3 separate regions of the Mus musculus genome follow, and all the other regions are linked to region 3. Evidence: chromatin loops called from intact Hi-C (ENCODE). Cell type or tissue: left cerebral cortex. All regions are shown on one strand. Links, peaks and the distances in the headings refer to the core of each region. The heading gives the core; the rest is flanking DNA.

Evidence for each region. A loop is a pair of places that touch in the nucleus more often than their neighbours do. Peaks named below come from ENCODE experiments on the same cell type or tissue, not always from the same donor. Only the 100,000 strongest peaks of a DNase experiment are listed, where the experiment ranks them.
Region 1: a loop joins it to region 3, with 2.6 times the contacts of the local background. A loop is called at or near these places in 3 of 42 quality-filtered maps.
Region 2: it touches region 3 in a loop (5-fold over the local background); 3 of 42 quality-filtered maps call a loop at or near these places.

What each region holds. Positions count from the first base shown.
Region 1 is chr8:95,482,726-95,492,831 of GRCm38, forward strand. It overlaps Csnk2a2 (casein kinase 2, alpha prime polypeptide), which reads right to left and starts at 6,095. Exons shown (of 12, transcript NM_009974.3): 1 at 5,619-6,095; 2 at 4,840-4,951. The coding sequence starts at 5,722. In left cerebral cortex, for the core only: a CTCF peak has its summit at 6,208 (motif pointing left); a DNase peak (open chromatin) is centred at 6,174; H3K4me3 peaks cover 1,714 bases; H3K27ac peaks cover 1,347 bases.
Region 2 is chr8:95,709,710-95,719,815 of GRCm38, forward strand. Ndrg4 (N-myc downstream regulated gene 4) reads left to right here. Exons shown (of 17, transcript NM_001372423.1): 11 at 57-113; 12 at 194-245; 13 at 955-1,002; 14 at 1,225-1,260; 15 at 1,384-1,435; 16 at 2,616-2,654; 17 at 3,469-5,247. The coding sequence ends at 3,623. It overlaps Setd6 (SET domain containing 6), which reads left to right and starts at 6,204. Exons shown (of 7, transcript NM_001035123.4): 1 at 6,204-6,561; 2 at 6,644-6,785; 3 at 6,898-7,092; 4 at 7,212-7,332; 5 at 8,212-8,392; 6 at 8,484-8,626; 7 at 8,767-9,298. The coding sequence starts at 6,228. The coding sequence ends at 9,072. Cnot1 (CCR4-NOT transcription complex, subunit 1) reads right to left here. Exons shown (of 49, transcript NM_001372353.1): 49 at 9,222-10,106. In left cerebral cortex, for the core only: a CTCF peak has its summit at 4,111 (motif pointing right); DNase peaks (open chromatin) are centred at 1,538, 3,396, 4,028, 4,764 and 7 more places; H3K4me3 peaks cover 2,035 bases; H3K27ac peaks cover 1,659 bases.
Region 3 is chr8:95,594,367-95,604,472 of GRCm38, forward strand. It overlaps the pseudogene Gm31518. Among named protein-coding and RNA genes, the nearest start is that of Prss54, 24 kb to the left of the region's middle. In left cerebral cortex, for the core only: CTCF peaks have their summits at 5,705, 7,974 (motif pointing right) and 8,888 (motif pointing left); DNase peaks (open chromatin) are centred at 5,704, 7,116 and 8,050.

The DNA of each region.
Region 1 (10,106 bases), core at 1,403-9,402, 110 kb before region 3:
TCTTCTGAGGTAAGTTAATTCTCTTCCTACAGTTTACCCAAAGCATCTAATGTCACAGAGCTAACTATTAAACCTGACATCTACCTTTCAGGCAGTTTACTCTGGAAAGAAAAACACTACAGATTCTGACAATAATATCAGCTACATACCCTTCTACCTTTATATCATATAATCCTATTTTAATGATGAGAAAAAAAAGAGCCAAAGGCTATAAATGAACAATGTAGAACTCAAGTCCTCTGCCCTATTTTTCACATGGCTAACAGTCTACACTTGGATTATGAATGGTAGACAGTAGACCCATAAACTAGGTTGTAAATGCCATATGAAGCCTTGAGCCATGCACAAGGATGGGTACTATCACTGTATACTTTTCACACACAATTCTCTCTAATGTAGTAAAGGGATTAAGCTATACAGCCCAAAATCTGGTGAGTAACTGCTGTGAGACTTGGAGAAACTGTATAGGTCAAAAGGACTAAAGCAGTGGTCCTCAACCTGGGAGTCAAATGACCCTTTCACAGGGGTCACCTAACCCATCAGAAAACACAGATATATTTACATTATGCTTCATAACAGTATCAAAATTATAAGGTAGCAATAAAATAATTTTATGGCTGGAGGTTACAATAGCACGAGGAACTAACTATATTAAAGGGTCACAGCACTAGGAAGGCTGAGAACCACCGTTCTAAGGAAACTGGTGCGTGATCAACAAGATGTCTCAGCAGGTAAAAGCCCAGGCTGTAGTGACCTGCATTCAATCCTGGGACCACAGTATGGAAGGAAAGAAACAAGCCCTGCAAGTCATCCTCTGACTCCACACATGAACCGCGTGTCTCCCCTGACCTCCAAAGTAAGCAAGAAAGAGATTTTAAAAAGTAAAAACTGAACGCAATAAAATCACCACCAAGGCCTGAGAGCAGACAAATCAGCAAGCATGCATCTGTGGGAACGAAGACAGAACTCACTCAAGTTCAGTCTGCTTCAAGCCCGACTTCCAAGCCATCCCCTTTAGAAGAGTAACTCCAAACACAGACAGTTCCCGTTCACTTCCAGTGAGTGCCCTTCTCTCTTCCATGACAACTCAGAATTACCAACAAGTCAACCAGCTAATGTCCCCATTTCCTGTGACACACAGATTCCTAATTCACAGTGCCTGCACTCACTGTGATCCTTCCTACAGAAATCGGTCTGATATGCTTCTAATGGATTCTAAGCAAGTACATTCTGTGATTCTGCTCAACCCTCTACGTATGTCCCTATAATGTCAACGTTACAAATAACTCCGGCCAATTTACATACAATTTCTAACAATTTATATTACCAATACTCCAATACTCTTAGTAACTACTCATTTACTATGAAACATTTGCTAAAACTAGAATTTACAAAAAAGCGAAGCTTTTATTAACATGTCTCTTTATGAAGATGTCTTGGTACCTTTGCTTAAATGATGGGTAAAAGAATAACCTTCCCTCAGACAGAGAGGGCCCAGAGGAGGGAACATTTGATCTTAGAAAGACACAATCATTTGGATATGACAAAGGCCATCAGCCAAGAACTAAATCACTAATAAAGAGCTGTAATCAATGCCAATCTTCCTTTTAAGAACCTACAATCTTATTCTGTTTGCTGTGTTAAGGTGGGGGAAGGGTAAGGACTAGCTCCAGGACCTCAAGCTTGCTAGCTAGTGCTCTACCAGTGAGCAGCCACCCTAGTCCTACCAATGCAAAAAACAAAAAGAACTACAAATATGTAAGATATGTTTAAGACAAATTTTAACACCACCATTCCCTTCGTCAAGAATTTTGAGAGGGGAAAGTGACAGTCAGCCAAGCTGTCTATAATATAAAATAATGCTGTTAACAGCAGCCTTACATGAGAATTTCCAAGCCGCTGCAGCACTGGGTCAAAGCACTTTGGAGGATTGCTCTTGACATGCACGGAGGAAACAGCAGTTTAACTAAAAGCTCTCAAGGACCCCAGGAAGGGCTGGAATGAATGCACACAAGCCGTGTTCACCAATGCTTTAATTTTACTTCTGGGCACACCTTCAAGAACTGACAGCTTACAGTCAAGATGAAACTCAGGACAAGAAGTAGCCTTCTACCTTGTTGCATAAATAAACCCTTTTTTAAAAAAAATCATTTTCCTTTCTTGTTAACACAATTTCTGACACCACTCCCCAAAAATAAAAGACATGGCTTCTCTATTCACTACAAAGTTTTAAGGTCTAACCTCAGACCTGCACACATGCTCACTTTTTCACACAGACACATTAAAGAAACTGTTAAGAGTTATTACATTTAAGCCAGGCGTGGTGGTGCACGCCTTTAATCCCAGCACCTGAGGGGCAGAGGCAGGTGGATTGCTGAGTTCAAGGCCAACCTGGTCTACAGAGTGAGTTCCAGGACAGCCAGGGCTATACAGAGAAACCCTGTTTTAGAAAAAAATAAAACAAAACAAAAAAACCCACAGACCTTTCACTAGCAGCTTTTTAAATTTGTAAAGTCCTCTAATAGCCTCAACTTACCTTGACAAATGAAATACTTAGAAATCTTACATGCAAGTTAAATGAAATAAAAGCCCTCCATCACTACGCACCCAACTGTGACAAAATGACAAAGACTGATATGAAGTGTCACTGAGTGCCTGCGCCCTGTGTCTCAGTCACCACGTGCCCACCTAGTCTTTCCTGTGAGATTCTATGAAAAGCAAACCTTTCCCAGACTGCCCTAAACCGAGCAGCTGGCACTGCTAAGGGCTTAATTTTCTCTGAGAAAATATCACAATAGTAGGTATTAGTCGTAACTTCAACTTATTTGAGTAATAAGCATAATTTTGGTATAGCCTCTGTTCTTTTTGAAAAATACTTCCAATCCATTATAAAAGCAAAACCACAATATTAGTGATTTCTTACTCTACCCTTCAAATATAAAGAAAAGCTACACAGAAATGCCTACACAGTGGTTTGACAAAGGAGTATGAGGTGGTTCAGACTGCCCTCTGAGAAAAACCAAACACGTCAGGAACTAGAGCATCGAGCGGGTCTCCCAAATCTCATGCTTGAACTTGAACCTGTGCTCAGTGCTAAGATCCTACAGCCCAGGCTGAAATGAACACTCAGAGGAATGAAGAAGTAGGAAGGAAGAGCTCTGGTGAAGGTCCATTTCAACAGAACAATGATGTCAGGTACATTTCTTTGTGCCTAGGTCTGCTATCTGTAAAAATAATTTAAAGCCGCTTCCGTACTGGATGTGGTAAATATATGCATTGGATCTTTAGAGCAGAGGAAAAACTATCAAGCAACTCATCTCTGAAGTTCCTCACAAGAACCATGGGAAACTACTAACCCTATGTTTCCTTAAACACACTGGGGCTTACACACACCTGAGCACTGTTCCCTTCCAAACACTCCACAGCAAACAGCACTTAGTCCCAAAATGCTACTGCACAGACATTTAGACATTTCCCTGAAATTGCTTTAGACTTGGCAAATTCAATCCTCCAAATGTGCAGCAACAGAACATGGATATTCCCAACTATGCTTGTTTTTGCTTATCCTTAAAATGAAAATGTCTGAAGTAACTTCTATTCAAAACAGGTTTATGTAAGTAATGAAATTGCATGGTTTCCTCCAGCAAGTTCCCTGAAGGAAACATTTCTCTGCTTAAAACACACCCCTCCCATAACTACAGACCTCCAATGTACAACTCATACTTAGCGGGGCCAAGCTCCCTATCTGCCATCATTCCTTCCTTCTCACCCCAGTGTCTTGGGCAGCAGCAATAGCATCACCCATCTCTGCAGCAACTCTGCTCCTTCATCACTAGGCCAGGATGGTAAGGAGCATTAGCAGCAGCCATTTTTTTTGAAAGGTGATTCACACAACGCTAAAATCTACACAATTAAATAAGAACTGCCCTAAGGCACAAGCTTTTCAATCCTGCATTTTTGTTCACTGGGCACTGTGAAAATCTGGTGAAACACTACCACTCTCCAGTGCTCTTTCACTAGTGACACACATACATGTTAAGTGATCTGACAACATGAAAAACTGCCCAGATCCTAAGGTGACAAGCATATGCATTTAAATGACTTGACAACCATGAAGAACCGCTCAGGTCCTACGAACCACCCTCTCGAACAACCTACAAAGCACTATTGAATCTTCAATCACCTGTACAGAAACTTGGCTGACTCTTCATGCTCATTAAGATCATGTCTTCATTTGAGTGATAACAAAAGCCCTATCATTATCAAAGCGAGAGGGCTAGTCTTGCCACAGAGACAAGTTTTGTTCCAGTTATTATTTCAGGGGCTAGAATGTACTCTTCTGTTGCCCCAGATCTCTTAGCGGCTGGCTTGCTATATCCAGCCCACCTGAAACTTTACTGCTACATGAAATGAAAATATCAACTGAGGGAATTGTCCTGAATTTTTGGCTTTAAACTTATCTCTGAGCAGACTCCAGTTTTGTTTTGTTTTGGGTTTTCCGGACTTTTTCTGGAGTAACTGGGAGCAGAGAGTAACGAGTACAGATTTAGAATCCCTACAGTTGACAGATTCTCCATGCAAACTCCTTCCTCTCTTGCGAATACCTCTTTATTCCATATCAGATACAGTCCCCCCTCACAAGCTTTGTTTGAGAAGTTCAGAATTCACACTTTAAATGTTCCTGACCTACCAAACTCAGAATTAAGACCAGCCCGCACATTTTCTCAAAAGTTCACAAGGAAAAGCATGGTAGGAGTCCTGTAGGAGATGCTTATTCTGGGATAGCTGGTTCTTTTGCCCTGTGGGGGGAAAGGTTACATGCCACCGTTGGCCACTCACCTTGAGAATTTTTACAACCACCCTCTCATTGTTGGTGATGTTAATGGCCTCAAATACTTCACTATACTTGCCCCGACCAAGTTTTCGAACCAGTTGGTAATCATCTTGATTACTGTGAAAGGCAAGAGATATACATAAATGCCAGGATTTGGGATTAAGCAAGCCTCTGTCCACCACACATCCATCCGCCATCTCCAACTAATCAAGCATTCGGAAGTATTCCTACCATCACACAGCAACTCATTCTCTTAAATGAGAGCCACACAGAAGCTTGGCTCCCTTCACTCTGCAGAGCTCCTAACCTAACTGACTCTTAACAAGAAGAGGAATGGGCAGCTACAAGGCCTCAGGAGCCATTAAGGGGACTAAGGGAAGCATCCCCCCTGGTGGTACTGGGGTGCCCTGCCCGTGGCTCCACGGCACCTGCCTCCCATTTCACACCTTCCAGGGGGCACTGCCCGCTCTAGACAATCTGCCCCTCTTCAAAATGACCCTCCCACCCAGCCTCATTTCAGAAAGTAAAGAGGTAGAGATTTCAACAGCTCAAGAGGACAGCCATGGACTTCCCAACCCATAGGAAGCCCAAAGTCTGAGGAGGAAGGGCCGCCCCCACCCCCGACCCCACGCTTCTCCCCACCGGCGGCTGAGCCGGGGACCGAGGCAGGGCGGACAGGAGAGGCCGGGGACACGTGCGGCCGGGGCCGGGCCTCCCTGCCAGCCCCGAGGCCGAGCGGCCGGCGGGTGCGGTTCGCGCGTGGGGCGGCCGGCGGCGGCTTTACCCCCAGCTCGGGACGTGGGCTTCGTAGTCCCAGTACTCGCGGCTCCTCAGGCTGTTCACCTCGGCGTAGACCCGGGCCCGACTGCCCGCGGCCGGGCCGGGCATGGCGGGCGGGACCGGGGGGCGCCGCGGGGCGCCGAGGGCGGCGGCGGCGCGGCGCGGGGCGCGGGGCGGCAGGCACGGGAAGCGGCGGGCCGCGGGCTGCCCAAGCAAGAGGAGGAGCGCGGCGGCGGCGGCGGGCGTCCGCGCCAGGCCGGGCCCGCGGGGGCGGGCGGACGGACGGACGCTCGGGCCGGGGGGCGCGGAAGGCGCCGGCCGAGCCGGCCCGGGGCCTTCGGCTGCCGGAGGGACGGCGGGGTTCGTGCTCCGCGGAGGCCTCCGCTCGGCTCGCGGCCCCCCAGAGGCGGTGGTGGCGGCAGCGGCAGCCACCGGTCGGGAGAGGGGCAGCGGCAGCGGCGGCGGCGGCGAAGAGGGAGGAGGAGGAGGCGGAGGAAACCCGGAAAAGGGGCCGCACTCGCCAGGAGCGGCCGCCGCCCAGCCCCGGCCCGCCCCGGCCCACAGCGCCCCCTACAGTGCGGGGGGACTATGGCCGGCGCCCGCCCCCTCAGCGAGCTCGCCACCCTCCAAGCAATGTGGCCGGCTGCCTGCCCAACTGCAGGCCACCCCCCAGAAGTCTCTACCTTTGACTGCCGCCGCGCTTAGCATAGTTCCACTGTCCAGTCACCTCGTGTCCACCCACCACGACCTCCCATATTGGCCCTGAGCTGACTTTCTTTGAAACCCAAGAACCCTCCCCTCAAACTGTCCCCCTTCCTCACTCCTCTTCCCACTCTGGACCCCACCCTGCCATCCACAGATCCCTTCCTTCAAGAGGAAAACCAAACTAGTCCTAAAGCTACCCTCGCCTCCCAATTCCCCATCCAGATTCCTCCCTGAGAGCCCACTGAGCCATCCTTTGGGCCACTTGCTTAAACCAGAGCCCACCAGATAGTTTCCCCATAAAGTTAACTGGGTTTTTCCCCCTTTGTATTGAACCTGTAATTTGTGGATCATACTTTGAGAATGTAAATATCCATTTTGTTTGTTTGTTTGTTTGGGAGGAGGGAGAGCTGGGGAGTGAGGACTTCTTGAACAGTCTTCTCTCTCATTGATGTCCTGGGGTCCCCGGCTATCTTGTTTTCCTGTTCATATTCTTTAACAACAAGGATCTCTTCTTCCAGCCCAGGTTGCTCTGACTCTAAACTCCCCCTCTCCCTCCCCCCCACACACTGTTTTCTAGATGAGGCCACGTTTCCTCTTTCTTCACATACCGAACTATCGAGGTTCAAGTCCCGGTTCCATAGTTTGCAAGGAATGCAGATTTGAACCAATGACTCAACGTCTCCGTGCTACAGATTTTGTAGCATCAACCCAGCACCGACTTCACAGAGCTGTACAGAGACTAAGGACTGCTCCATATTAAAACACTACATGTTCCCGCTGTTGTTAAACTCTACACCTTTCCTTCCCTGAGAATAGCGCATGCCCGTCTTTCAGTTTCTTCTTCTCTCTGAGCTTGGCCACGGGGTACCGCTGCCACCCCACAAATGACTGGCTTTCTTTTTCAAATCTCACCTTAGAGGCCACTTTCTCTGAAGTTGATACTTCTCTCAGCGACTCCTCCATGCCCTTCGTAAAACTACAGCTTGGCATGAGTCCTCTCCTGGTTTGCCATCTGTCCCCTCCCTGTGAAAACAATGTGAAGGCATGACTAGGGCTGGGTGATCACCACCAGGTCACTCAGTGTCTGCCGGGCAGGAGGCCTTCAGTCAACACAGTGCTCTTGGCCCACGGTTACCATGCTGGTTACAAAGGGGACCCTGAAGGTCATATTATGCATGGACCAGCTGACTTTCTGTGTGACGCACAGAGAAAGGACACACCACTCATCACATTGCTGTCAAAAAAGCTCAACCTGCATCCAACCAGACACGGCCAAACTGAGGGACAGTTCAGCAAAAAAATCTAGTTCACACTGCTAAAAAATAACAGTGTCACAGCCAAAACAAAACTTGAGGTGCTGCTCTAGAGTAAAGGAGACTGAGAGCGACCCCTGAGGCTGCACACTGTAATCCTACCTGAGGAGTAGACTGTGGGTTCAAGGCCAGCCTGAGCTACATAGTAAGATCTTGTTTTGTTTGTTTACTTTTTTGTGGGGGGATGCAGTCAGGTGTGGTAGTGCATTTTGGTAACCCTGGTACTTGGGAGGTTAAGACAGGCAGATCAGCATGAGTTTGATGCCTGTCTATCTGGACTATGGAGTGAGACCTGTCCAAAATAAAAAATAAAACAAACCATTCAGAAGCCTAGAGAGACAGACACACTATTTCTACTGCCCTTATCATTCAAAAGCAGCAAAGAATATCCAAAATAAATAAATGGGTCAGGCCAGGTGGGGTAGTCCATGACTGTTAGCCTAGCAGTTGGGAGGCTAAGGCAGCAGCATAGCCTAGATTCTGTAATGTGCTTCAGGCCAGTGTGGGTTATGTAGACTCTATTTCAAAAACAAAAGACAACAAAAAAGCAAAAGCAGGAACTGTGTGTGTATGTGTGTGTGTGTGTGTGTGTGTGTGTGAGAGAGAGAGAGAGAGAGAGAGAGAGGAATACACTTATCTCTGGGGTAATTTTAATATGGGGTGTATATTATATATTACCAATGTTTTTGTTTTTCCCAGACAGGGTTTCTCTGTGTAGCCCTGGCCATCCTGGAACTCACTCTGTAGACCAGGCTGGCCCCGAACTCAGAAATTCACCTGCCTCTGCCTCCCAAGTGCTGGGGATCAAAGGCGTGCGCCACCACTGCCTGGAAAATACCACTGTTTTAATGCTAACTTGAAGCACATGAGCTTTATATTGGGGTTAAACAAGAAAAGCCCTTTGGTTTTAAAATTTTCAAGTGTTGAAGGATGAACTGTTTTAATCTCCACAATGTATTCTCAAGTGGCTCTGTAGAAAACCAACAAATAACAAAAACCCATGGGTTCCCAAGGACATGACCATCCATGGAAAGAAGGAACCACTGGCTGACAATTAATGACATAAGCCAAATATCCGCAAGTACTGACTCAGGCACCGTAACGCCAGGACCCTGGAGGCGCAAAGGTAGGAGAGTCATGAGTTTGAAGTCCACCTGGGTTTCATAGCAAGACCTTGTCATAAAAGAAAAAGCCCACAAATTTGCAACTTTGTGCAAACTCTAACACCTTCAATAAAACAAGAACTGTGGGCTGGAAAGAGATATAGCTCAGGGGTTAAGATCAATGGCTGCTCTTCCAGAGGACCCAGGTTCAATTCCTAGCACCCGAATTGCAGCTCACAACTGTCTGTCAATGCCAGTTCCGGGGACACGCACGTAGCCAAAACACCAATGCACATAAAATACATTTTAAAATTTGAATGAAATAAAGCATTTAGCGAACACATGGACTTTGACCTTGATTCCAAACACGGCACCCCCTCTCAATCTCCTTTTTAACACACCCTTAAGATCTTAAGGTTGCTCCAAGTTTTATTTTTTTTGTTTTCTTTTTCCCCCCTCAAAATGTTCTATTAACTTGTCTAGACCAGCAAGTCACAATCCTAAATCTTAGATAGACTTTCTTAGCTCTAGAAAGCTCCTGACACTGTGCAGAAATTGTAGCTAGTTTGAGCATGTATGCTCTTTTTCCTCTGCATGTGTCAGGTTCTCAAAGGAGACTATGGCCTGGAGAGGATTCTAAGCCACTGCCATTGATCTGAGAACTGTGTCCAAGCCCTGGCAGAGCCCCATTCTTTGCCTCCTCCACCCTGGCCCACCTCTGGCCCCACCCACACTCCCTGTTCTTGCCTCTCATCCTTCACCACGTTGCCCACACCCATGTCTCATAACCTGATCCCACACCTGTGGCTGCTTGGGGATTCTCCCACACATGGCTCTGGCGCAACATACTCCGGATTTGGCTGATACTCTATTGGCTCAGCCCTGAAACCTATAGCCAGCCCTCCCACAGCCAAGTGGAAGGCGTTTTTTTTATGGCTTGTTGCAAAGTAGGATGATGGGTGTCCCACAGTATTGGCAAGGTCCCACTGCTTTTCTTTAGTCCCCCCCCCCCCCTTTTCTTTTCTTTTCTTTATATGGCCAGCCTGGCTACGGTTAACATGAGGTGGTACCCTGGCAGTCCAGCTGAAGGAATCTGGCTTGGGTTTGTGAAAGACCGAGCAGGTAGTTCTGCATAAGTAGGTGGAAGGGCAGGGAGAGCCCAGTACTGATTTTTCTTCACTGTGTGTGCCATATACAAGTGAATGTGATCAAAATTATAGAAAAGAGGATGCAAGGAGATGCCTCGAATCAGATCATCCAGTGCTTCCTCGCCGACATCTCTTCTAGACTCCAATTTACCGAACAAAATAAAAATCATTATGAAGATCTTAGAACATTTTCTGACAAGTTTTTTCCTGGGGTTGGGGTTCA
Region 2 (10,106 bases), core at 1,295-9,294, 120 kb after region 3:
GTGGGCAGTGTTGGGATACCCTCTTTACCTTTGCCCTCTTCCTCCACTCCTCCCAGCCGCAGAGACCTTGATATTAACCGACCTGGGACGGTGCCCAATGCCAAGACACTCCGGTGAGTGACTCTTGCCCTCCAGCCAGTCCCTGCCTTTGCCCCAAACCCAGGCCAGATGACCCTTATCCTCTGTCTCCTAGCTGCCCAGTGATGCTGGTAGTCGGAGATAATGCACCTGCTGAGGAAGGGGTGGTGAGTGTGACCGTCCTGGCCAGGGGAGGGAGGTTAGAGCCCGGGGCAGGCCCTGAATGATGCTTTTCCCAGAGCATTGGGGCCTGACCGCTCCCATCATACAGGTGAAGAGGTCTGCAGAGTGGATGGAGCTAAGGCTAGGGCCTGGCTGCCTAGTGGTCTCTCCCCTGCACTTCTAGTTTAGAGCCCAAGGTCCATTTCTTCCTAAAGTGGACCCATAAGTAACTCCTGGACATCAGTACTCGTCTTGGAGCCGCCCAGGCGCTCGCTTTGGGGCAGTGCATGTCACCACTCCCATTGGAGACCCGACAGCAGAAAACCTCAGGGTAGGGGCCTCTGAGCCCAGGGGTGCTCAGAAAAGGAAGGCTGTGAGAGCAGATGTAGGCTACACTAGCCATCTTGATCCAGGCTGGGCCCCTGGTGTTGCCTCCTGTCCCTTGGCATCCCTGGACCCCACTGTCTGGATCTTTTGGTCCATCCTGCTAGAGTGACCCTGGCTTTCTGGGTTAAACTCCTGTCCTACTTGCAGCTGTGACTACAGTTCCAGGGCCCTCAGACCAATGGGCCTCCAGGGACTCAGGAAGCCCTAGCAGGAAAAAGCCTGGGGGGGGGGGAGCCCTAGGGCCTGTACTTCCCTCCCTGCTCTGGGCACAGAACCTGCCTAAGCAGTGGAGTGGGGGTATTGCTGCAGCTGGCTCCTTGTTCCCAGGTTGAGTGTAACTCCAAACTGGACCCAACCACTACGACCTTCCTGAAGGTCAGACACCCTCCCCCCCTCCCCCTCCCCCTCCCCCTCCTCCCCACCCTATACTCGGCTGCAGGGAGGGGTCTGTTGGAGCGGGTGGCATTAGGAGCGGGTGGCATCAGGAGCAGGTGGCATCAGGAGCGGGTGGCATCAGGAGCAGGTGGCATCAGGAGCGGGTGTCTGTTGAGGTGTTGGGAAGGGGCTGCTCGGCTCACCCTGCTCTGGTCCTTTCAGATGGCAGATTCTGGTGGTCTTCCTCAGGTGACACAAGTAAGACTCTTGGGCCTGCTTTTGTGTCTATTAGTGGGGGTGGGGGGTGGGGGGGTCGGGCTCCCCACCCTCCCCACTAGTTCAGGGAGTCAGTCAAAGCCTCTTCTGTCCATCTGATTGCAGCCAGGGAAGCTGACTGAGGCCTTCAAGTACTTCCTGCAAGGCATGGGCTACAGTAAGTACACCTCCCCCACCCCGGGCAAGGGCTAGGAACACATTACCCATGTACTGAGGAGTCTGGGTGAGTGCATTCTTTGTCACCTGGACCCCAGCCTCTGCAAACACCCGTAAGGTGTGTGTCCCAGGCCCAGCCAGCTTCTCTGCCTGGGTGGAGCCTTAGGCACTATTCTGAGCCCAGTGTGGGGGGCCTGTTTGGGAACGGACTCCTCCTCCAGCCCTTGAGGGTCCAGTACCTAGGCTGGGGCCTGTTAGGGAAGCTTGTTTCAGATGAGTCACCCACACCCTATGGCACTTCAAAGGCCCTTTGTCACAGTAGAAGGTTAGCACTCAAGCCCATGGAGTCTGGGACCAGAGAAGGGAAGGGGGACCATCTGAGTATTTGCACATCCGGAAGGGAGCCTGAGGCTCCTCCAGGAACAAGGACTAAACCAGCTTTCGGTCCCCATCCTTCCTGGAACATCCCCCAGGTAACAGTGATGAGACTCAGCCTATGCACCCCACCCCCCTCCCCCACGATTCCAATGGCTCCTGTATGCCTCCTGGACCTCCGGTTTCCCTCTTTCCAACATACAACTCCCAGGATGCAAACTGCTCTCCCTCACTTTGGTGCCCTCCCACCCCCTACTAAATACTTTAGCCTCTGGGGCTTGCACCTCCTCAGGACAGCAACTAGGATATCCTTCCACCCTGCCAGCCTTTCAGGGAGAGGTAGAGCAAAGAGAGGTACACGTAGGCAGGGAGGACCAACCAGAACGCCATGCTAGGCCCCATGAGCTCTTGGAGCTTGGTAGACATCTGTGAAGCCAGGAAACGGTTGTGTCCTTGTCCTTGGGCTTCAAGGGAACTACGCCAGGCATCCCAGGAGTCAGAGGGGCTTTGGGAGGTTGTGCAGGCCTCCTCAGTCTGGAAGAGTGAGGGGTAAGGGCACTAGCCTAGGACGTGGCCTCCGTGGGCCTGAGCCACACAGCCTGGGCTGCAGAAGAGGGAGAGTGAGAATTCCCAGACAGCTTCCTTGCTGCTGTTTGGATGGGTTGCAGCAGCGGGCTTCCCCAGGCTAGCCCTCTCTGGTCTGTCTGTCCCATCTCGGCCCATCTCGGTGCCCTGGGCCTGGTCCACTCTTCACCGTGTTCTGTGTCTCCCCCACCCTTGCCCTCTCTGGCTGTCTTCTCTCTCAGTTGCACACTTGAAGGACCGAAGGCTGAGTGGAGGAGCAGGTAGTCCATGGCCTATGGCCTATAGCCCATGGCCTGTCTGCTGATGCATGGACACCCCGCCCCTCCCTGCCCCGCCCTAACCCGCCCCGCTCCTCTGCAGTGCTGCAGCTGCACTATGTCTTGCTGTGGTGTGGAACCTTCTTGTGTTATGCTCAGCTCAAAGCCCCGGAGGATCCCTGCTCTTCCACAGACCCTGGTCTGCTGAGGGCTCCGTCCCGTGTGGGACCTGACACACTGGCTGGTCTCAGAGCAGCCGTCTTGTTTCTAGGTTGCCGTGGGCTGTGGGGCTTCCAGAGCTTTGGGAGTTAGAAGCAGAGCCTGCAAACACAACAGTGCTAGGTTTGCCTTGCAGACATTGTCTGCCCCCTGCCCAGCCTCTAGGTGGACTGGCCTTACCTACAGTAGTAGAAGCAAGATTCAGGCAGTCTGTGGCTGATTGCCTTCACAGAAGCAATCCTGCCCCCCCTCCACCCACGCTACCCCACCCCTGTCACTTTTTGGATGCAGGTCTAGTTGGCCACAGAGCGTCTCTCTATCCCAGGTCAGGGTGCCTATAAGCACCTGCCCTGCTCTGACCATACATAGCTCTGGGTAGCTGCTGGGACCTAGGCACCTGCTGGCTGTAGCCCATTAGCCTGGCCTGCTCACCGTTGCTGACTGGTCCTGCATGCCTTGGCCTGGTATAGCCAGTGCCAGAATCCTCTGCGTGTGGCAAGACTGGGTGTCACTGGCCGCTTTGCTTGTGTTGTTTTTTTTTTCCCACCGGCCGGTACCCACCTTGCCTGTCCTCAGGACCCTCTGTTCTTGTCCATAGTGCCCTCAGCCAGCATGACCCGCCTCGCACGCTCACGTACCGCGTCCCTCACCAGCGCCAGTTCCGTGGACGGCAGCCGCCCTCAGCCCTGCGCCCACTCAGACAGCAGTGAGGGGATGGGCCAGGTCAACCACACCATGGAGGTGTCCTGCTGAAGCCCTCGTCCTGCCCATGATGCCCGCTTACCTGCCCCCAGGTCCCACTGCCATCTCTGCACCGGCTCATCTTCCCTTTAGTTTTATTTTTGTGAGAGTGAAGGGGAGGAAATGGGGTTACTTCTCTTTTATTTAAAAAGAAATGAGGGGATCCACCTTGGGACAGCACAGCACAACAGTCTTAGATGGTGTGAGGGGCTCGCCTTACACACTCCTGTCTCACTCAGTGTGGCCCCTCCCCTCTGCCCAGCTGGGGCGTGGCCAGGATAGTTAGATACAGTACTGAAGAAAGCCCAGCCCAGCCCCTGGATCTGGCAGATGTGAGGTTTGAAGATGGTGGGTAGTGAGCTAAAGCTCTGATGTGAGTGGGAGTCAGACCAGTGGGCAGCCTTGGACCTTAAGAGTGTCCCTTTCCTGTAACCCTTGCATCAAGCACACCTATTCTAATAGTAGAAGTGACAGTCATGAGGATGGTAGCCACAAGAGGGCGCTCTAGACAGACAGCCATTTTCCTGGTGCTCTCTGGGCAGGACAGGTGGTGTAAGGCCAGCCAGGCTGAAGAATATGGAGAACCCTGACATGGGGGCAGGAACCCCCATACCCTGCCACCACAGGGCCTTGTCCCACCCTGAGGCAAAGGTCACCTGGTCTCTTGTCCCTGTTGGCAGAGGTTAAAATGTTGATTGCTGTGTATGCTGTGTGTAGCCCCTGAGAACTTCATGATTACCCATCCCTTTGGAAGCTGGCAGGTACTGTAGGTCCCTCTTGTCCCAGATTTCACCAAGTATTTGTCACAGTGCCCTGGTCAACTTGGGCCAGTGTGTCACAGACAATACTTGAGAAGTGAGCTTGTTAGAAAGACACAGATGGGAAGATACAATGACCTCTGCTTGCTGGAGGGGCTGGAGATTGCCTGGCCCTTGGGTGGGAAATGGGCCATCCTCAAACAAAGGTTCCATGCCTCCTACAGCCCACAACTATGCCCGCCATCTCACCAAGTAGGCGCTCACAGCCTGGCCATTGGTTTCATCTGCTCTCATCCCCAGAGAGGAGAGAAAGCACTAAGTGTGTATATGGGGAGTGGGGATGATGTATGTGGTATTGTATGGGTGTTCTGAGGCAAGAGGACACCCACATCCATTTATCTGTGGCACATGCCGCCCCTTTCTGTAACTGTAAGCCATTTCTAGACTGCTCTGGAGTCCAGTGGAGTGTTTCCTATCCCCGGTTCAGTTCACTCACGTGCTTCCGTGAATACTGAATGTGACTGTTTAGAGGTGGTAGAACTAATCCCTTACTGTAGATAGCACTCCAAGTATTGGACATCTTTTTGCTGTGTTCTTAAGATATCTATAAATACCTATACATTATATATATATATATATGTATGTATATCAGGTCCTCCTTCCTGTATGTGGTTTCCCATTGGTAGTTGTCTTCTCTTTGGTCAAGATGAACTTTTAATGGAGTTCATTATTTTCCTCTCTGTACAAAGTTAAGAGCCTAATTTTGTGTATTCTGTTTGGTGGCTGATAAAGAGACTTTGAGATTACAAAATGCAAAACAAAAATCCTTGATATAGAAAGTTAACTGTGCAGAAAAACTAATAAAGAAATTAAGTCTACGTGTGTCGTGTTTCCTATCACAGGGAAGGCTCAACTGTTTAGGCTGCCTGGCTGCCCCAGGGCGCTGATAGTTGGAGGATAGTGCCTGTTAGACACATTTGGTTGGGGGAGGGTTGAGCAATCTTTCTGTAGCCCAGGCTGGTCTTGAATACTCAGCAATCCTACTTCAGCGTCATGGGTGTTAGAATTATGTAGGCCACCCTGCTTAATTTTTTTTTTCCTCTTAGGGTGATAAGAGATTGAACCAGGGTGTTTATACATGATGGTCAAGGTTCTACCAAGCGGCTATATACTCTGACTGAGATATAATTTTACCAGTCCTGATACTAACTCTATTTCACAGCTGAGCAGAAAGTTTAGCCAGCAAGAAAGACCGCTTCAAAGCAAGGGCACAACACTATTTGCTTGGTTTTAGTTGTTTTGGGACATGGTGTCACTCTGTTGTCTGGCTTGCCAGAAACTCCCAGTAAACCACAAACCCCCCTCAACCTTCCAGGTACTGAAACTAAACTACTGAATTCTCCATGTTACCGTTTGTGCTATCATTCATTCACCTTATATTACTTCCAGCGTCTCTCTCTGTCTCTCTCTGTCTTCTCTCTCTGTCTCTCTCTTCTCTCTCTTTTCTCTTCTCTCTCCTCTCTGTCTCTGTCTCTCGTCTGTCTGTCTGTCTCGTGCGTATGTGTGTGTGTAATGTGGAAACCCTTAAGGCCACTTCAAACCCAGGTGTAAACGGACTAATCAATCAGTCAGTGAAATGATGGTTAATCACTAACCATCAGTCGGTCACTACGGCATACTAGCCCAGCCTCCACAGAGGAAGAAACTGTTTTGTCCCTGCACGCCGCTCTCCGGGACACGGCCAGAACTAGGGTGGAGGCCGGTGCGCACGCGCACGCGCGATTCCTAAACCGGAGCGGTTTAGTAGAAACGCCCAGCTCCGCCCCGGAAGCGCAGTGAGGACCCGGCTGCTCGCAGCATGGCGGCCCCCGCCAAGCGCGCGCGGGTAAGTGGCGGGTCGCCCCTCGTCGCGCCCTGTCCCTCCCCGAGAGCTGCCCGCGCGCCCCTGCCGCTCCCTGCGGGGTCCAGCGGCGGCGAGCCCGAGGGCGACGCGGTGGCCGGCTTCCTGCGCTGGTGCAGGCGAGTGGGGCTGGAGCTGAGTCCTAAGGTGACGGTGAGCCGGCAGGGCACGGTGGCCGGCTATGGCATGGTGGCGCGGGAGAGCGTGCGGGCCGGGGAGCTCCTTTTCGCAGTGCCGCGGTCCGCGCTTCTGTCCCCCCACACCTGTTCCATCAGCGGCCTGCTGGAGCGAGGTGGGTAAGGAAGGGGCAGGGGGACCAGCTCGGAGGCTGGCAAGGGAGTGGCGCTTGGACGTTCACCTGGTGTCTTCCCTAGAGCGAGGCGCGCTGCAGAGCCTGTCTGGGTGGGTGCCGCTGCTGCTGGCGCTGCTCCACGAGCTCCAGGCCCCAGCATCACCCTGGAGCCCTTACTTCGCGCTCTGGCCAGAGCTGGGGCGTTTGGAGCATCCCATGTTTTGGTGAGAGCCGAGGGAAGGGCCGGGAAGAACCTGTTGCAGTTTCTTTGCTCTGGGACTGGGCACCTGCTGCATGAGAAGGCTGCGAAGGGCTCCGGGTGGGCTGTCCTTGCAGGCCGGAGGAAGAGCGGTTGCGACTCCTAAAGGGTACAGGTGTCCCCGAAGCCGTGGAGAAGGATTTGGTGAACATCCGTAGCGAATACTATTCCATCGTCCTGCCCTTCATGGAGGCTCACTCGGATCTCTTCAGCCCCTCTGTTCGCTCCCTGGAACTCTATCAGCAGCTCGTGGCCCTCGTGATGGCTTATAGGTCAGTGATTAAAGCCTAGAGGAGCAGACCCTCATCTTTGAGAGGGAAGGTGGGAAAGAACAGTGAACTCCAGGTCCCTCACCCGAGACTGGGCCTTAGCTGAGTTCTCTCTGCGGCAGCTTTCAAGAACCGCTGGAGGAAGATGATGATGAAAAGGAGCCCAACTCACCCTTGATGGTGCCTGCTGCAGACATACTAAACCACATAGCCAATCATAATGCCAATCTAGAGTACTCGGCAGTGAGTGGACCCCTATCCCTGGTCAGGTGGTGTGCATTACAAATCAAATCACTGGGCTCCAGTTTCCTACTAATCGTGAAAATGCGGTGAGACTAGCTACTCTCCGGTGTACTTTTGATATCAACTGAGATGGTGTGGACACACCCTAAGTCCACCAGAATAGCTGCCTGCTCTGCCAAGTCACCTCAGGCCCTGTGGAGAGCATTAACAGCAGTTCAGTGCTATTAGGAGGTGGGATGTTTATGGGCCAGAGGCATAGTAAGAAAGGCCCCACTTTAGTGTTGATTCTGTAGGAAAACTTGAGCAGACAGACGTCTATGTAATGTAAATATTGGCAGCGTCTTAACACCTGTAATCTTAGGAGGCTGAGGCAGGATCCAAGGTTCCAGGCCCATAGCTTCCAGTTTTCGTCTATACATGTCAAACTTTGCTCTCCAGTGTAAGCAGATGTGACTTTCACTTATTCTTTACCTCCGTTGCTATTTTGACATGAGGATTAACTTGTTCTGTTTTTGAGACAGGTGTGTATGTATGTGTGTGTATGTATGTATGTATGTATGTATGTATGTATGTGTATGTGTATATATATATATATATATATATATATAGCTAGCCCAAGACTCAAGAGTTTTGTCTCCTGAGCACTGAGTGTTTATCACCAGGCCTAGGCTTGGTTTTCTTAAAGCTTGTGTAGGTAACTAGGCAGATACACCTAATATACTAAATTGACCTCTAAAGTTGGTTTCACCCCCTCAGTATACAGGACTGAACAGTAGACAAATGGTCTGTGTCCTCAGCGCACATTCAGTAGGCTCTTCCAAGAGAGAAGTGGTCTGGTGGGGGCTATGGTGTGGTCCCAGCTTTATCCTTTTAACCCAGGATTATCTCCGGATGGTGGCTACTCAGCCCATTCTTGAAGGTCATGAAATCTTCAACACATATGGGCAAATGGCTAACTGGCAACTGATTCATATGTATGGTTTTGCTGAGCCCTATCCTAACAACACAGACGACACGGCTGACATTCAGATGGTGACAGTCCGAGATGCTGCACTGCAGGGTGCGTCTGCCCATCCCAGGTTCTGTATACCTCTTGACTGCACTTGTCTTGCTGGGGTTGATGTCGGCTCTCTCCGTCCATTACTTTATAGGAACAAAGGATGAAACTGAAAAGCTGCTCGTGTGTGAACGCTGGGATTTCCTGTGCAAACAGGAGATGGTAGGGGAAGAGGGAGCCTTTGTGATAGGTTGTGAGGAGGTGCTGACTGAAGAGGAGCTAGCCACCACACTGAAGGTACAGGACTGACAGGGTATGGGTTGCTGGTATTTAGAATAAAACCAAAGAAAGGGGAGGGACCTAACTTTCTACAGTGGTATGGTTGTCTTGAAACTCACAGTAGCACATTGCAACTAAAGGGCCCATATTTCTTGTAGGTACTGTGCATGCCTGCTGAGGAGTTCAGAGACTATAAAGAGCGGGCTGGATGGGGAGAGGAGGAGACAGAAGACGACAGTTTGGCAATCACAGATATCCCCAAGCTCCAAGAATCATGGAAACGGCTTCTTCGAAACAGTGTTCTGTTGACCCTACAGACCTACACCACAGACTTAAAAACAGACCAGGACTTACTCAGTAATAAGGAGGCCTATGCCACGCTGAGCTGGCGCGAACAACAAGCCTTACAGGTCCGCTATGGTCAGAAGATGATCTTACATCGGGTGTTGGAACTCACAAATTAAGCAGGCTTCCTGAGAACCTTTTAAGGTCATGTTCTGTTGCTTGGAGAGGAGGGAAATTTGGGACTTTTGCTATTTGGCAGTTAGAATCAAAGGAAAAATAGCTAAAAAGTAAACTTACATGTCGGCACGTTTGGATTGATGTCAGCAGATTTAGGAGCATGCTATTTTTACTAATGCCATCAGATTTTTTTAGAACTTAATAAACATGGGCTGAGTTCAACTTTGAGAAGTTCAAACTTTCTTTAGCACATTCCCGTGAAGTATGACATCTTACTGGACCATCAGTCTTATCACAACTCACCTCTCAAGGACAAATTAATTAGAAGTGGAATTCTTCCAAATACTCATACCAAGACAAAACCCCCACACAAGTTTTTAAATATAGTTTAACCACACAGATTTTCTTGCTCTAACAGCTTCCTCCAGTCGACACAGAAATGGTACACAAAATGTCCTTACTGGGGATGGTTGTAATGTCCCAGTGAGGCAAGGGATGCTAGCCTGGACTATGCAATAGCAGGACTCCCAAAGAATCAAGTAGTAACAGGAAAATCTGGTCATTAAGAAGTGACTATTGGGCTGGAGAGATGGCTCAGTGGTAAAGAGCACTGACTGCTCTTCCAGAGGTCCTGAGTTCAATTCCCAGAAACCACATGGTGGCTCACAACCATCTGTAGTGGGAGCTGATGCCCTCTTCTGGTGCGTCTGAAGACAGCATCAGTGTACTCACATATATAAAATCAATACATCTTTTTTTTTAAAGTGACATTTCCCAGTTGGCTGGGTTGTCCACGTTTACAACCAGCACTGGCTGCTGCTGCTACTGAGAAAGGCACAGTGGACTCATATGCATGTCATGACTTTAATGTTTACCGTCTTCACACATACATGAAAGCTGATTAAGGCCCAGAAACTACAAAGGCTACAAAATATAACACGGGCCTAGCTGTTCACGGAACATTTACGATCCTGATCCTTATAAAAAGCAGCAGCTGTAGTAGTCTTTTTGACTTTTGTTGTTTAACTAGGCTGTA
Region 3 (10,106 bases), core at 938-8,937:
GGGGTGTGGCCATTGCTGTGTAAGGAGGTAAAGGGGTGTGGCAGGGTGCAGAGAAGATTTTTTTTTTATTTTAATCTTGTATGGTTTTGGAATCTACAATCTAGAGAGACCCAGCACACATCCCAGGGCAGTTCTAAAAAATAAGTTTTAATGATGATTGTCAAAACATGAGTTCATTAGACATGGTCCCTGGGGCCCTGCTTTGGCAGGAAAAGAGAATTAAGCTTCTGTTTTAAAAGGTCACTCTTAGCAGGGTGTGATGAAGCAAGCCTTTAATCCCAGTTCACCGGAGGTAGACAGGCGGATCCCTGAGTTCGAGGCCAGCTGGGTCTATAGAGCAGAGTTCCAGGACAACCAGGGCTACACAGAGAAACCTTGTCTTGGAAAAACAAAACAAGCAAAACAACAACAGCAGAAAGTCACTTTTAACCAGCCCTGGAAGCGAACGGCCGCGGTCACATCAGCCGAATCCTCTGTGTCTATGGCAACGGACATTCTGAGCCCTGATTAACCATAGATCCAGGACGACTGCATTAGTCTCCGCACAGCTACAAATACATGAGAACCAAGCAGCAAGCTACATGTTCTTTGAGGAAATCTGACCCTTTCCAGGGAACACAATCAGTCAGAGCTGCTGTTAAGCCTTTTTGCTAAGGGAGCTATCCCCACCCGCCTTCCATTCCCGTGTTGTTTGCAAATCAGAGCAAAGACAGTAAAGCGTAATAATGGCATTGAGTTTGGAATATTATTTTTAATTTATTACTTTACTTTTGTACACACCACACACACACACACACACCATGATGTGTCGGTCCTCTGGAGTTCTTCCACCCTGTTAGGCAGGGTCTCTCATGTTTCTGCTGCTGCTGCTGTTGCTGCTGCTGCTGCTGCTGCTGCTGCTGCTGCTGCTGCTGCTGCTGCGCTTGTGAGCAACACTTGCTCATGTGCATGCGCGCGCGCGCGTGCACGTGGGGGGACAGGGCGGGGGTATGGCGTATGCACGAGGAAGTTAGAGGACACCGTGCAGTTCTCTCCTACAAAGTGTGTCCCAGGCATGGAATTCAGCTCCTCACATTTAGGAGCAGGTGCTTTTAACAGTGAAGTCATCTCTCTGGCCCCACATTTGGCGGTTTACTTGGGCTCTGGGGATCCAATTCAGGTCATCAAGCTTCTTCAGCAAGCACTTTTACCCACTGAGCCATCTCCCAGTATACACACACACACACACACACACACACACACACACAATGTGTCCTTTTTTCAATTAGAAATTTTCTAAAATTCAGGCTAGGGTGGGGGGTGGCTCAGCTGGGGTAAAATGCTTGCCTTGCAAGATGAGGATTTTAGCTGGATCTTCATAACCCACATAAAAATGCTGGGCCTGGAGCCATGGGTGTGTGGACTGGGGCCCGCTACCCATTCAGTCTAGCCTAATGGGTGAGTTCCAGCCAATGAGCAGCTATCTCAAAGGAGTTGAGCTGTATTCCAGAGGATGACACCAGAGGTTGTCCTCCGGCCTCCATATGCACACATGCACACACACACACACACACACACACACACACACACACACACACACACACCACACACACACCTGTATCTACACACATGATACAAGCATTCATCTGTATGAATACACATGAAAAGAAAAAGGAAATTTCATGCGGATGGTGATGGCACATGCCTGTAGCCCCAGCACTCTGGAGGCAGAGGCAGAGGCAGACAGATCTGAATTTGAAGCCAACTTGATCTACAGAGTGGGTTTCAGGACAGCTACTGCTACATAGAGAAACCATGTTTTGAAAAAGAAAAAGAAAAAAAAAGAAAACGGAAAAGAAAGAAAGAAGAAAGGGAGAAAGAAGAAAAGAAAAAAGAAAATTACTGAAATCCAGACAAATGTCAAAAAAGAAGTACCTGCCATCCTAGCTAGGTTCTTTACTACTCATATATTCATTTATGTATACATGTATGTTATAACATTCTACTTAAGCATATAGTTTTATGTTCTTAGTCATCTGCTCTGAATTTTATTTCAGGTCATTATTTTTCAAAACTGTATCGTTTTACAGAGACAATCCACTAACAGTTATTTTACACTTTAATTGCATGTATTGCTAACCCGGGGCTTTGTGCCTGCTAAGCGCATGCTCATCGTCTGAGCTACGCCCCAACCCTCAGATCAGCCATTGCTTTCTCTCTCTGTTGTATGACTTGCCCTGGAGGGATGTGAGCAAATGCCTCTCCACCCCAGATAAGGCCCCCAAAACAGACCAAAGAGCAAATGTACACTCCGTAAGAGCAGTTCACTGAGCCAATGGAGTTTACTGAGCCTGCTTCCATCTCCACGGGTGCAGGGTACTTAAGGAACATGACTCATAGGATGACCAAGAAGACCCACCCCAGCATGGGTAATGGTCTCCAGGAAACTGCAGATGGTTTCTTCCCTCTGTGTAACAAGTCCCTCCCAAGACCACATAACAGCCGAGACAGAAATACCTATAGCTAGGGAACAGTAACAGGGTGTGGGGGAGGGGAACACAGGAGGGAGGGAGGGGCTGGAATCTCAAACATCTGAGGACTGACCCCTCCCACCACCTCCTAAGAGGGTCTATCAACAGGCCCTGTCTTGTGAAGGTCATGTAAGGGTTACTACCACTTGAAGATAGTAACAGCAGAGCTATGCTTGAAAGCCATCTCATGACGGCCTATCACGATGTCTCATATAGGAGGTCATTTATTTTTAGCCCTCAGCTTCAGGAGGTGGGGCTCTTGGCATCTGCAGGGTTGCTTATACCTATTTGGGGCCTCGGGTGAAGCATGAGAGTCAACCTTCCCATCTGGCTATGTGTGCACAGATATTAAAGCACTGGAGGGAGTAACAGAGAGAAGGCCATGGTAACACAACAGAGGCGGGCGGCTTTTTTATCCACTTACAGCAGTCTTTTACGACCAGATAGAAAAAAGGAATACAGCTATGAAAGAGAACAGGCCAGGAGACATGGCTCTCTGTGAGTTTGAGGCCAGCCAGATCTACATATCCAGTTCCTGGCATCCAGAGCCACAGTGAGAGACCTTGTTTCAAAAACAAAAGACAAAAAACAAAAACCCACCAACCAACCAAATAAAACAAACAAAGGATTGAAGGAGGAAAGAAAAAAAGAAGCTAAGGAGAACATAATTCCTGTATATTCCATGTCCTGAGATGTCTTTTAGGAAGGATGGGCATATCTTTAAGGGTGAGTGGAGAATGTTCTAAGTGTCCATCAGTGGATCCATGGGTATGCCTACGGTGGACCACCCTTCAAGTTTTTAAAAAGAAAAACTTCTGGCCATCCACTGCCAATGTGGTAGTGGATGGATTTGGATGGATTTGGAGGTCACTTTACAAAATAAGGCGATCATAGCTGAGGGTAGTGGTTCACACCTGAGTTCCCAGCACTCAGGAGGCTGAGGCAGGATGGGTACCTAAGTTCAAAGCCAGGCTGAGCTTACAAACGAGAGAGAGAGAGAGAGAGAGAGAGAGAGAGAGAGAGAGAGAGAGAGAGAGAGATACCTATTAGCAATTACTTCCCAAGCTTTCCTCAACTCCAAGCTCTCTGGCAACTCCTGCAAGCCGCCTCCCTGACCCTGTCTGCACATCTGCCTGGATATTCCACATAAGTGGGTGCAGACATGGAGATGGAGAAGAGTCCCCGATAGGTCCAGGGTGATGGACAAGTATACACTAAATAGTGCTGATGGTCGCTGGATGCACTTAACACACCTTAAAGTGGCTGGAATGGTCTGTTTTATGTTGTGAACATTTTACCATCATAAAATTTAACCCCCAAGCTTGGGGGCCGGAGAGATGATTCGGTGATTAAAAGTAATGGTTGCTCTTCCAGAGGACCCAGGTTCGATTCTCAGCACCCACATGGCGGCTCACAACAAACTGTAATTCCAATCCAAGATAAGCTAATTTAACTAAAACAAGATTGGCCATTTTATTTTCAAAAATCAAGGTATAATTCAACAAAACCTGTGGAGTAAGAAATGATTTGGGGGCTGGAGAGATGGCTCGCCACTTAAGAGCACTGACTCGCTCTTCCAGAGGTCCTGAGTTCAATTCCCAGCAACCACATGGTGGCTCACAACCGTCAGTAATAGGATCCCATGTCCTCTTCTTGTGTGTCTGAAGAGAGTGACAGTGTACTCACATAAACAAACAAACACGGGGGCTGGAGAGATGGCTCAGAGGTTAAGAGCACTGACTGCTCTTCCAGAGGTCCTGAGTTCAATTCCCAGCAACCATATGGTGGCTCACAACCATCTGTAATGAGATCCGATGCCCTCTTCTGGTGTGTCTGAAGACAGTTACAATGTACTCACCACATATATAAAATAAATAAATAAAATCTAAAAAAACAAAAAAGAAAAAAAGAAAAAAACCAAACACATCTTTAAAAGCAAAAAAAAAAAAAAAAGTAAAAGAAACAATTTGGCTATAACTATGAATGTGTGGTTGAATTTTTTTTTTTTTTTTTTAAAGATTTATTTATTTATTTATTATATGTAAGTACACTGTAGCTGTCCTCAGACACTCCAGAAGAGGGCGTCAGATCTCGTTACGGATGGTTGTGAGCCACCATGTGGTTGCTGGGATTTGAACTTCGGACCTTCGGAAGAGCAGTCGGGTGCTCTTACCCACTGAGCCATCTCACCAGCCCGTGTGGTTGAATTTTAACAGACATATCTGGGTATCTCTGTGAGGTATAAAATATTGTCATGAGACTAGCCCATCTCCTCATTTTTCCTGATTTACAGACTAGGAAAGAAGAGGAAACTCCAGCTTTTCCAACCCCCTAAAATAGCTCATTTTGAAGCACTAGGCTACATAGCCTGTCTCAGAAGGAACTGCTCTGGAGGCAGCTGAATCTCTCCTGCAGTCTTACTCCCTTGGGCGGGTTAGAGCATAGCTTCTCCTGGGCCTGACAGGAGCTAAAGACAGTAGCACCCAAGAAATTCAGCTGATTCTAGAGTTGACTGGTTGGCTGTTTGTCCTGGTTGTTCTAAACATCATGGTACTCCCAAGTGAGGGATGTGGTCTGCTTTGGAGTACTTGGTCACACAAAAACAAAACCAAAAAACCAAAAAAACCAAAAAACTAAAAAACAAAAAAACAAAAAAACAAAAACAAAGATTCAAGAAAATTGCACTCACCTGAGTGTGGTGGCACAGGCCTTTAATCCCAACACTGAGGAGATTATTTTAGTGAGTTCGGAGCCAGCCTCATCTACATAGAGAGTTCCAGGACAGCCAGAGAATGTAGTGAGACTATGTCTCAAAACAAACAAACAATAAACCCATTATAGAACCCCAAGATTTTGGCTGTGATTTGTGACTCAGGGGAGTCAGATGTTGGGTGCGAGTCTGGGCATCTGGCTTCTGTTCAGTCCACGTCTCCGGTGTTCCAGTGCGAAGCTCGGTGATTAAGAAGCTGTCCATCTGTCAGCGGTAAAGAGTAAATAACGTTGTAAGCGAAGAGTCCTGTTCACGCTGCAAATCCTACTCAAGTTGTTACAAAAACTCTGGACAAACAACGAAGATGGGAGAAGCACGTTGTCACCTGCTCTTTCACGGAGTCCTCGGTTCTGCAGCTTAGCCATTCCTTCAGTTCACTGGGGGTCTCTGCTTTAGAGACTGCGCTGGAGTTTGCTGCAATGATCATTTTGGACGGTAGGAGGCGATGTTGCCCACAACATTCCAAGTCTTCTCCAAGGGGCAGCCTAGCTTCTACCTTCATCCATAGCAAAGAAGCCGCTATTTAGATAGATAGATAGATAGATAGATAGATAGATAGATAGATAGATAGATAGATAGATAGATAGATAGATAGATAGATTATATAGATTAGATTAGAGAGAGATGCTCAAAGCATCTGGTCCCCGTTTTTAACAGTGAAAAAGAAACAGAAGGAGAGCTTTTGTTCACTGGCTGATTTCTCAATGTTTTTTCTTCTCTTCCCTGGTGTCAGATGGTTTCCATTTGCCTCCTTTCTAGTAAGGCTGTGGCAGCCTCCCCTGTGAAAATAATTATCAGATCAGACTGACCTAGGGAGAAAACATCTGTGCGGCCGTGACCATCCCTGGACGGCAGAGCCTAGAACATGATTTCTCCTAGCTGGGGCCTTCCTGCTGCATGTGGCTTCCCTCACAACCTCTTGCAGACTGAGCAAGCCTGTGTGGGACCCTTTTCCAGGCCCAGCGTCTGCTTTTGTATTGGGCTCAAAGGTAAGATTTCATTTTGTAGAATTCTCTGTTGCTACACGCACCAACCCTCTAAAAATTAGACACCCTGGTGTCCCAGAAAGGCAGCAAGACATTAGATGCCAAATATCTAGAGAAACAAATTAAGTCGGTGAAGAGAAAGCCCTTGGCAGACGTGGCATTTAATTAAGCTTTGCTTCACTGAAGTGTGTACTCCTAAGTTAACATTTGTAAGCTAGTATTCTCAATGAAGTTCAAAGACGTTCAAGTTTCATAGCAGACAACTGTAATGGCAAGCTTTCAGACAGAAGACTAGCCAGCACACAGCCCTTTCCACAGGTGACAGTTTATTTATATTTTTTCCTTCCGCACGGTGAAAAACAGTTGTCATTGCGTATATTGGAAAGCCATGACTCGTGGGGCAGGAGGAGACAAGAGAAAACATCTGGAGAGGATGAGTCTGTCTCCTGAGAACAATACACATTTGACTACTTAGATTACACACACACACACACACACACACACACACACACACGAAGACTTTAATCTCCACCTGACTGGCATGTGGACAACCCCGTGGCTTCTTGGGGGTGCTTTCTCTTGTTTTCTTACCTTTCTCAAAGTGACTCCATTCTAGCCCTGTGCTACCTAGTAAAGCAAATACCAGGGAGCATTTGGGAGCCTGAAATATAGATAGAGCTGAGATGGGTTAACTCTCCTTTTCCAGAAGCAGAGGGACTGACTCCTGCCTCACCTGTGGCGGCACGGCTGGGGCCAAGAGCAGCTGGTATGGGTTTTAATGTGGAGTTTTGGCCACTGCATCCCACACCGCAAAAGCCAGCTTAGTTGTCCTTTGACGTCTTCAGACATGCTGTAGCATGGCTGAGCCTGCACTCATACGCATGCGCACACATGGCAACCGGCGACCGCGGCATGGCAGCAACGCCGCCCACCGTCGGTGACAAGAAGTTGAACTGCAAGCTGATGTTGGTGGTACATACACATCTGTAATCCCAGATACTTCGAGAGCTAAGATGGGAGGATTCTCAGTTCAGTGACAACACAGTTTTTCACCTCAATTTTTCAAGAAGAAAAGATGGCGTGTTATTTGTCCTAATTTGTGATTTATATCATAAGGTACTGATTTTGGTTTGCTTGGGCAATATATTTTAATCATTATCTGGTAACATTTATCCAACTTTTATCTTTAAAGTTCCTTGTGTAGCTCAGAAAAAAAATTCTTCTGCACTTCAATATTTGAAAAGCCTCCTTTAAGTGGCTGCGGGTGTGGCTGATGGCGATGGCGAGGATGAGCTGTAAGCATGAGGCCCTGGCGGAGGTCCCCACCAAGACAAAATCAGTAAGGAGCATCGTTTTACTGCATATCTCAAACATTTTAATGGTTTCATTATATTTAAATATTTGATGCATTTGGAATATAATTGAGTCTAAAGTAAATTAAGGTATTCCTCCTTTAGGGAACCTCCCAAACTCTTGGAGTTCTTATTTTTCTTTACTGTATTCATATACTTTGGGGGAAAAGAGAAATTAATTTAAGTCAGGTGTGGTGGCATTTCACGATAGCCCTGGTACACAAGAAGAGGCTGAGGCAGAAAGATTTGTTTTTTAATTTTGTACCTCGATCTCTTTGGCCATTAATTTAAAAAAAATATATATTTATTTTATATATTTGAGTACACTGTAGCTATCTTCAGACATGCCAGAAGAGGGCATCAGATTCCATTACAGATGGTTGTGAGCCACCATGTGGTTGTTAGAATTAAACTCAGGACCTCTGGAAGAGCCATCAGTGCTCCTAAATGCTAAGCCATCTCTCCAGCCCAAGGAAGATTTTTAAATTCAGGGCTATCTTGAGCTAGCAAACTGAGTCCCTGTTTTAAAAAGTAAAATAAATAAATAAAATTGGCCAGGCAGTGGTAGCACATACCTTTAATCCCAGCACTCGGGAGGCAGAGGAGGCAGGCGGATCTCAGTGAGTTTGAGCCTAGCCTGGTCTACACAGGGGCAGCCAGGCCACACAAAGAAACCCTGTCTCAAAAAACAAAACAAAAAATAATAATGAATAAAAAAATAAACTTTGAATTCAACACAGTAATTTCTCCATATTTATTAAAATCTGAGGTGAGAGAGGTGGCTCAGTGGCTAAGAGTGCTTTATGGTCTTGCAAAAGGTCCAAGTTGGATTCCCAGTGCCCACTTCTGGTGGTGCACAGTCACCTGTAACTACAGCTCCAGGAGGATCTCGTGCTTCAGGCCGCTGTGGGCACCTGCACTCACGGGCACATACCCCTCCCCCACATACAAAATTAGAAATAAATGTATTTTTTAAAATCGACCTTTTAAAATAAAATATTTAATTTTTAAGAGTCTGCCGTGCTGGGCAGTGGTGGTGCACGCCTTTAAACCCAGAACTCAGGAGGCAGAGGCAGGCAGATTTCTGAGTTTGAAGCCAACCTGGTCTACAGAGTGAGTTCCTGGACAGCCAGGGCTACACCATTTTGAGCTAGAGAGATGGCTCAGTGGTTAAGAGCAGTGACTGCTCTTCTAGAGGTCCTGAGTTCAAATCCCAGCAACCACATCTGTCATGGGATCTGGTGCCCTCTTCTGGTGTCTGAAGAGAGCAGCAATGTACTCATATATAAAGCAAATGAATAAATATTTATAATTTTTTTAAAAATCTGCCATTTCCCAGGCATTGGCACACTTGGGAGACAGAGGCAAGGAGAAGTTTAGGAGTTCCAGGTCTGCCAGGGCTATAAAGTGAGACCCTGTTTCAAACAAAACAAAACAAAAATCTATCCTTCTTTCCTCCACTGATCTGAAACTCCAACTTCAATCTAAAAACAGATCGTTGTGTTGTGTATATTTGGGGAAAAGAAAATCATCTCTGGGTTCTCTGGATTCCGTACCCAAGATTCACACGTTCAGCCAAGTGCCAGCATTTGTGTGTTTCAATTCTTTCTTGCTTCTCAATGTGCCTCGAATTCTCATTCCTTGTATGCCCATCCGATTCCTTTATTACATCGCAAACTCTCTGAGGGAGAGGGATGCTTTCTTATCAACTTTTGAATTCCGAAAGCTTTTCCTTGTCGGGAGTGGGCGTTCCGTCAGCATTTGTTACTTGATTCAGCTTGGCATGAATGGAAGGCTGGATAGGTAGATTCATAGCAGAGTCAAATCTCCCCTTTTCAGCCCCACCCCTCCCCCACCCCATCTCCACCCAACCGGAAATCTCTTTCGATATGTTTGCTGGTTTGTTTATATTTTTATGTATGTTGGTACTTTACCTGCGTGTTTATGTGTATGATGCTGTTGGAACAGGAGTTACAAGCAGATGTGTGAGCTTCCACGTAGGTGTTGTGAATGGAACTCCGATCCTCTAAAAGAGCAACCAGTGCTCTTAAACCGAGAGCCATCTCTCCAGCCTGGAACTCCTCTGAGGTTCCTCTGCACCATCCCTTTGGAGTCCAGTCTCCTTTTTGGGTCGCTTACTGTTCTCACTCCCATACATCCAGCCTTCCAAGCATGGCTGTTCATTTCTCCAGGTAAGACTTATCTGGCCTTGGCCATCTCTGGGATGGTGGTCATGGAGAGATGAACAGGCTCCGAAGAGGGAGGAATTGGCACACAATGCTTTTAATTTTTGAAGTCATTTTAAAATGCATCCTGTTTGGGCGTCTGAACTTTTTTAAAAAAATTATATATTTTGTTCAAATTTATTTCTAATGGTAATAAGCGTGTATGGATAGTGGTGATGGGTACACAGCAAGTGTGCTCTTGTTATGTTTATAATCTGCAGCATCCCCAGATCCCTGTTTTTGAGCAGCTGGCCCTTGGATAT